Linked DNA regions of Homo sapiens: region 2 is linked to region 1. A link is a loop called in an ENCODE intact Hi-C map of the cell type or tissue named here. Cell type or tissue: heart right ventricle. All regions are shown on one strand. Each heading gives the region's core, and the rest is flanking DNA. Links, peaks and the distances in the headings are about the cores only.

What was found. Peaks named below come from ENCODE experiments on the same cell type or tissue, not always from the same donor. Only the 100,000 strongest peaks of a DNase experiment are listed, where the experiment ranks them.
Region 2: it touches region 1 in a loop (1.9-fold over the local background); 5 of 110 quality-filtered maps call a loop at or near these places.

Annotation. Positions count from the first base shown.
Region 1 is chr5:9,511,970-9,515,824 of GRCh38, forward strand. All of the region lies in intron 1 of SEMA5A (semaphorin 5A), which reads right to left. It overlaps SEMA5A-AS1 (SEMA5A antisense RNA 1), which reads left to right. Exons shown (of 3, transcript NR_109935.1): 2 at 11-96. Among named protein-coding and RNA genes, the nearest start is that of SEMA5A-AS1, 2.6 kb to the left of the region's middle. In heart right ventricle, for the core only: a CTCF peak has its summit at 2,072 (motif pointing left); no DNase peak of the experiment used is centred there; H3K27ac peaks cover 2,393 bases.
Region 2 is chr5:9,383,186-9,387,040 of GRCh38, forward strand. The region is part of intron 2 of SEMA5A (semaphorin 5A); the gene reads right to left. Among named protein-coding and RNA genes, the nearest start is that of SEMA5A-AS1, 130 kb to the right of the region's middle. In heart right ventricle, for the core only: no CTCF peak of the experiment used is centred there; no DNase peak of the experiment used is centred there.

The DNA.
Region 1 (3,855 bases), core at 539-3,038:
CTTTACACAGATATCTTGTTCTCTTTTGACCAGAGACAAAAGAAGAAAAGTCTTGGAAACATCCTTCACAGTTTGGGGATGAATGAAGGCAGAGAAGTATTCATCAGTCTTATGTTCCTGGCAATGAAAGTCAAAGGAAGTCAAAATTGTGGCTTCTAGAAAAGAGAGGAGCTGACATAGCCCCAGCTCCACCTCCCTTGTCTCAAAGCATAAGAGCATAACTGATTATTCTCAACCTCATCCATACATAAAAAAGCGTGCTAAACATTTACTTTTGTATGACTTTAGCAACAATCAAAATAACTTCATAATTTTGCATTTCCTTTTTATTATATATAACATCATATTTTACTATGTGTTTCCATATACCTAACCCTTAGATCCTCCTAAGCCCTCTGAATGGGAAGCAAAATAGGTATCGTTACTTTTCAAATGAAGAAGCCAGAGCTCAGTGCATAGCAGGGACTTGTCTAAAGTGATGTGGGTAGGAAGTGGTGAATCCAAAAGCTGAAGTTCTGGTCTTCTAACTCATAATCCGGTGTTATTTTCCTTTCTATCTTTTTTTTTCTTTTTTTAAGATCAGATGTTCATAGTAACTGAGCAGTCTCTCAGTGCACATGGAGTGGTTTTAAAAGTCAACATTAATGTTCAATTCTGCTGCACGGTGTTGAGTATTCTGGAAAGATCTCAAGAAGAGCCTGATCCCATGCCAGCAGAGGCTCTGTTATGCATCCTGCTTTTCCTTTTAAGGCATTTTAAATTAAAGGAAGCCTTAGACACCACCATTTCTTTCTGTCCCACTGACAACCAAATCCTTTCAACGAAAGCACCAATTTGGTTTAGCTACAGATTATTTTTATCTGTTCTTGAAAGTCACATAAACGTGACCTGAACAAATACGCTCCCCTGCATGTTCTTCCTGAATTTCAAAGTTTTTCAGTAATTAAGCATTTTTCCTAGAGTGTTGCAAACCAAATAGAGTTCTGTGCCAAAGCAAGGAACGCATTAATGAAAACGAAGAATAAAAGGAAGCCAAATCCAAGTTGCAAAAAATGCTCTGCCTTATTTTGCTGAAATGAGATGCAAATATATATATATAATATATATATATATATATGCAAGCTGAGGACTAGAGTAAATATAATATGTTGATGTGAATTTTCATACTAAAATTTTTCAAGAAAATAAATATCCCATCTCAAGATATGTTTTTTTAAAAAGAATCACACAATCACATGAATTAAATGTGTGTCTTGGTAAATTTAGGGATGTTAATAATTCATTCCGATAATAGTATTAAACCAGAAAACTTTACAGAGTGAAAAAGTAATAATCTAGCAAAGAATCCTATCATTGGATTTCACCCAAAAAGGCATCAAATCCTCTAGATTCCATCAAATTTCTTTAAAAGGAAAAACACTTTTTCTTTTCAGGATGTCTTAGAAGTTTTCATTAAATCAAAAATGTGCACAGCTTATACAGTGGTTCTCCAGAAAACTTCAACCACTTGGAACACATGTTTGTGTTTAGGGGAAGACAGAGGGAAAAGAGAGGAAAGGTTGGGAAGAAAGAGATCATAATGGCTTCAACAAAATTTACAACCAGTGATTGTATGATATTGTGGCGGCGGCAGCTCCTCACACAAAACAGATGGTACAATACAGAGCTGTGTCTTAAAATGCCAAGCAACTAAAGATTCACTGATTCCATCTACTTCTGAAGCCTTTCCTAACAATCTATGCCCCAGAGTCGACTTCAGAATATTTTTACGTTTTAATTATCCCCTTATTTGAATTACTATAGCAATTATAGCTTCATACAGGCTCATTATACATTTAAACATTAATTTTATGTTTTAAAACTCAATACTCTTAGGTCAAAAGCTCACTAGTGAGATAGTGGAGTGGAACGTTAGTTTCCTATGTAACAAATGACCACTGTAACAAATTCCCATAAACTTAGTGCCTTAAAACAACTCATATTTATTCTCTTGCATTTCTGGAGGTAAGAAATCTAAAACGAGTTTCCTTGGGACAAAATCAAGACCTCAGCGAGGCCCTGCTCCCTCTGGAGGCTATAGAGGAGAATCTGTTTCCTTCCTTGCCTTTTCCAGCTTCTAGAGCTGCTTGCCTCCCTGGGCTAGGGCTTCCCTTCCATCTACAAGGGAGGAGCAGGGCATCTCCAATTCTCTCTCTGCTCCATCTTCACATCGCCTTTTCCTCTCTATCTGCAGCAAATCTTCCTCTGCTCCCTCTTATAAGGACTCTCACGATTACATTTAAGACCCACATGGACAATGCAGAATAATCTCTCACCTCAAGACCCGTAACTTAATCACATCTGCATCATTCCTTTTGCCATGTCAGGTAACATTCACAACTTCCAGGGATTAGGACAGGGACGTCTTTGGAGTGGACTATCACACCCTCCACAGCAGCAGAGGTTAACCTCTTAATGTCAATCATTTAGAACTACAGTCATCCTTCAGTATACCTGAGGGATTGGTTCCAAGACCCTTCCCCATACCAAAATCCACAGATGCTCATGTCCCTGATATGTAATAGTGTAGCATTTCCATATAACCTATGCATATCCTCCCATGTACTTTAAATTATCTCTAGATTACTTACAATCCCTAATACAATATAAATGCTAAGTAAATAGTTGTTATACTGTATTGCTTAGGAAATAACAAGAAAAAGTCTGTACATGTTCAGTACAGATAGAACCACCCTTTTATTCCCAAATATATTTGATCCACAGGTGGCTGAATCCATAGACTTGGAACCCATGGATATGGAGAGTCAACTGTTACTTTTAAATCACCTTGCAAATGAAAATATGCTTGCTAAGGTTCCTTCAAAAAGATCATTCTTAAAAAGAGTTTTGGTTAGTGTAGATTCCACTCAAACTTAATCCTCAGCTCCATGCATCATTAACCTTATGGATAAAAAATTGTGGGGTGGGATCCTGCAATTCTCTCGTTCTGTCAACAGAGAATACTAAAAAGTTTAAAGCCATGTTCCTCAAAATGTTTTTCTCCTACACTTAAATCGTATTTTCATAACAGCATTTAATATACTAAACTACATCATAGCCTAGCCTAGCCTATTCTAAGCATGCTCAAAACATTCCCATGAGCCTACAGTTGCAAAAATCATTTGGCAACTCAGTCCACTGTAGAGTATTGGACATTTACCCTTGTGATCAAGTGGCTGACGGAGCTGTGACTGATGGCCACTGCCCAGCATGGTAAGAGAGTGTCCACCATATATCACTAGGCTGAGAGAAGATCAAAATTCAAAATTTAAAGTACAGCTCCTACTGAATGTATATCATGTTAGCACCATCATGAAGTCAAAAACTGTAAGTCCAACCATCTGAAGGCAGGGACCATCTCTAGTTCGTCATGCAACGGAAACTTAAAAATGCCTTTAAAAGTTAACATAGGGCAGCTTAATTTGACGTTAAGAAATTTTCATTGAGAACCTTGAAATAAGTGTGAAAAATGCATGTGTAATATGGTTATGGCAATAGGGGAGTTGGCAAAGAACTTGGGAGAACGTGCAATGTTCCCAATTAATTTTAGACCCCATAAGAATGACACAAACAGAAGAGCTTGCAGCTGCTAACAAATGACAGATATGTTCTGTCACACCCCGGCCAGTCCAAAGGGTAATGCAGCTAACCTGATAGTCCCCGGGAATAGCAGCTGTCAGGAAGGTGCTGCTACATGTCAGATCCAGCTCCTTAAGAGCAACTGATAAGAAAAAGATGAAGAAGAAAACAGCTTAATGTCAGTGTAAAATCTGAAATTCACTTAATCATGGGATTTTAATTTGTTAACCTTCCCAA
Region 2 (3,855 bases), core at 871-3,370, 130 kb before region 1:
TGTCTGCTTTAGAACTCCAGTCCAAAGGTAACAAGATGAAGTAGCCTATCTTTTCTGAGCTTCCTGATCTGAGACTTAAGATATGAAATGTTATCAAATGATGTATTTCAAAATAAAATAGCACTTGTTAGAGGTGCTTTAGATGTGATTTCATTCTGTTAAAAGCAAGGAGGTTTGGGGCACCCATATCAGTTCGGGTAAATTATCACAGTCCCACATCAAAACAGATCAGCAATGATAAAGATAAAATGGGAAGGATGATGAAGTGGCAATCAATCCTTAATACATGCTAGCTCTGCAGTAAGCATGGTGCCAAGCACTCACACCCATGCCTGGCACCCAACAGCCACCCAGAGCCATATCAATGATAAGTCCACTGTCACAGAGCAGCAAGCCATCATGGAGATGGGTTGGAGCACTGCCCTGTCATTATCTCCAAGAATGAGTGCAAATCAACTAGGGACTAAGAGCACATTCTTTTCTTACACATAGTTTTTCAACGTGCACATCTAAGCCAACATAGATTCCCCTTCTGCTACCGATGAAGGGCATCATCCAGACCTGCTTGTGACCGCAACTGTCCTTTATTTACAATATGCCCTCCACTCTGATCTTAACAGACTTGATGTTAGAAGCCCTAACATCTTTGCCACCTGAATGAAAGGAAGAGAAAAATAACCCAAGTGTCTGAAATGCTCTTTCCTTGGGATTTGGAAAGCGACAATTAGAGAAGAGGGGAAATGACACATATAGAGAATGAGCAGCTAAAATGGAACACGTAGTTCAAGGGTGATGAGCTGAAATGACATGTTTGTCATGTTAGGAAAGAACATTTAATGAGAACAGGTAATTTTTTGAGGTTTATAATTTTCAGACTACAACATAGTACCTTTTTTCTTAAACTAAAGGTACTGTAAACTGTCATTACAGTAAGGTGACAGGAAAGGGCATTCATAGTCTTCATGCAGAGACGTGGGCTTTTTTAAGCAACTTACCATGGAAGGCTAACTCCTTGAAGAGGCTTTTACTCTAAATAGACTCAGCTCTAAATAGCAGGTCCCTCCTTCCCGGACTCAGCAGGTCCATATTCCACTGAATCATGGAGCTCTTGCCTCTCAGTGGTGTAGGAGGAACACATTCATACCAGGGCTTTTAGTGCTCACGCTCAGCACTATTGATATTTTAGTCATATAATCCCGTGTTCTGGGCTATTCTATGAAATTAGCAGCATCCCCGGCCTGTACCTACTAGAGCTAGTAACACCCCCTCCCACCACCAACTTTGCACCAACCAAAATTGTCTCTAGACAATGTCAAATTGCCCCTGGTTGAGAACCTCTGCTATAGATAGATAGATAGATAGATAGATAGATAGATAGATAGATACATAGATAGATAGATAGATAGATAGATAGATAGATAGATAGATAGATACATAGATAGATAGATAGATAGATAGATAGATAGATAGATAGATATAGATAGATAGATATAGATAGATAGATAGATAGATAGATAGATAGATAGATAGACAGACAGACAGACAGACAGACAGACAGATGCATACATACATCTGCATATGCATACATACATAGATAACTTCCCTCTTTGGAAGTTAAACAAGCTGCCATGACTTGAAAGATTATTCAAAATATGCTTATATAAAACACCAAACTAAATTTGTGTTGAGTCATTCAGGCAAAATTTCAAGATATATGAAATTCCTGTTAATTATAACTATGTGCTACATTTGGGAAATACATTATGAAGGAATTTTCAAAGGATCAAAGTTCTATCATCATTCAACCAACTCTAGAAAAATAAAAATATATTACGTGAGTTAATATGAAACAAATGAATTTGCCAATATGAAGATTTATTCTAGAAAGCCAATTTGGGAGACAACATATAAGCATTTTTGGTGCGTCTACTTCAAAACCCCTGAAACCCCTAAACTTCCTTTTATTTTCCAGATGTAGGAGGATATCTCTATAAGCTCGATCTAAATAAGTACAACTCTGTATAGAAGTGTTTGTGCAATAAATAACATTTCTCATTCACTCCCACGCTACAACTGAAACTGAATAGGCTTTGGGGACAGAAAATAACTGCTCCTTTTAGGAAAAAAAATTGCTGTCAGATAAAAAAGAAATCAAAGGAATAAAAGCTTCCATGAGGCATTTTGCTTAGGGAACAGTGTCTAACCAGTTATTAGTAAAAACAGATCCAACATAAGCTTAATGTACTTTTCAGAGGAGGCTGGGTTTCTTCTGAGCTATAGGCCTATCATAAAGATGGATATAGCCTAATCTGTTGGTATAGTCCAGAGAGTCCACAAACCCCTCCTGCGCCCATCCCCTACTTGATGGCATTAGAGACTTGCTTTGGCAAAAGGACAAAGGAGTCAGGTGAGTGAGCTGACCTAGTGAGGTGGCCTCAGAGATGTCTCAGGAAGTCCTGTCCCATGCATGCCACAGCAGGACAATCCTTAGTACCAAAAGGCTGAAGCGATTGCTGCATGTGTGTCTCTTAATTAGGAACAGTTACAGATTGTCATAATGTAAAAAAACAAAACATCCAGGATTTGCAGGAGAAGGAGTTGGAAAGCGCTTTTTTTTTTTTTTTTTTTTGAGACAGAGTCCAGTCTAGTTCTGTTGCCCAAGCTGGAGTGCAACGGCATGATCTCGGCTCACTGCAACCTCTGCCTCCCGGGTTCAAGCAATTCTCCTGCCTCAGCCTCTTGAGTAGCTGGGATTACAGGCACACACCACCACACCTGGCTAATTTTTGTTTTTTTAGTAGAGACAGGGTTTCACCATGTTGGTCAGGCTAGTCTTGAACTCATGACCTCGTGATCTGCCCACCTCAGCCTCCCAAAGTGCTGGGATTACAGGCATGAGCCATCACGCCCAGCTGGAACGTGCTTTTCAAATGTTTGTTTTTGCATTTGTTCTTTCCATTTCTTAGCCCTGTTTTAAGGGATCAGATGAACTGCTCACACAGAAACTAGAGTCGCCTTCCAGACTGAATGCAGAAATACTAAAGAATCATTCCAGCAAACAAACCAACCCCGAAGCCATGCCCTACACACCCTGACAGAGCCAAAGATGGGGTCCAGTGCATGATTGTCAGCTGCTGCCCAGTAAATAGTTCTGCGTATTGAAAAACTCAGTATTCAGCTTCTGCCTTTCAAAAAAAAATCATGCTTTTAGAGGAATAGCTGAGAATGAGCTCCTTCTTAATCTGTCTCCACTACTCACACTGCAAGACCTTCCCTGTGGTCCCTCTCACCTTGCCAGGGTCCTCAGAGGCAGCCTTGCACACTCAGTAGTCACATCTGCACCCTTGCTGATGTCATGAGCCCCTCATCTGTCTAGTCCTCCCACTGCTCCTGGTGCAGACTGTCTTCCGTGGTCACACCATGGTGGCTGACACCAGCCACAGCGGCAGCTCCTTTCCAGAAACCCAGATGGGACATTAGAGTGCCTGCCACACCACTGCTTCCACGTGAAAGGTTGCCTTGGAGAGACCCAGACCTTTTGTTTCTAAGTCTTGATTAAGTTTTGCTTCTCTCTTTTATTGTAAACAATCTACACATAGTCCCAATGCCAAGTGTATGTGCTCCAACATGCTGAATTGGCTGCCTGAATGAACCTGAGAAAACAGAGCTAGTGTCCTATGGACCATTTATAATCCACCCATCCCCTGCCACTGAGTGAGCCCATTGTGAGGTGGCTTAGGCCCTTGGTACATCTGAGACAAGAAATGAGTCAAGGACTCCCAGAATTTGGAAGGTGAACGAGGAAAGATAAATCATCTAGTCTCTCTTCCCTCTTTGTAGCTGAGAAGGCTATGG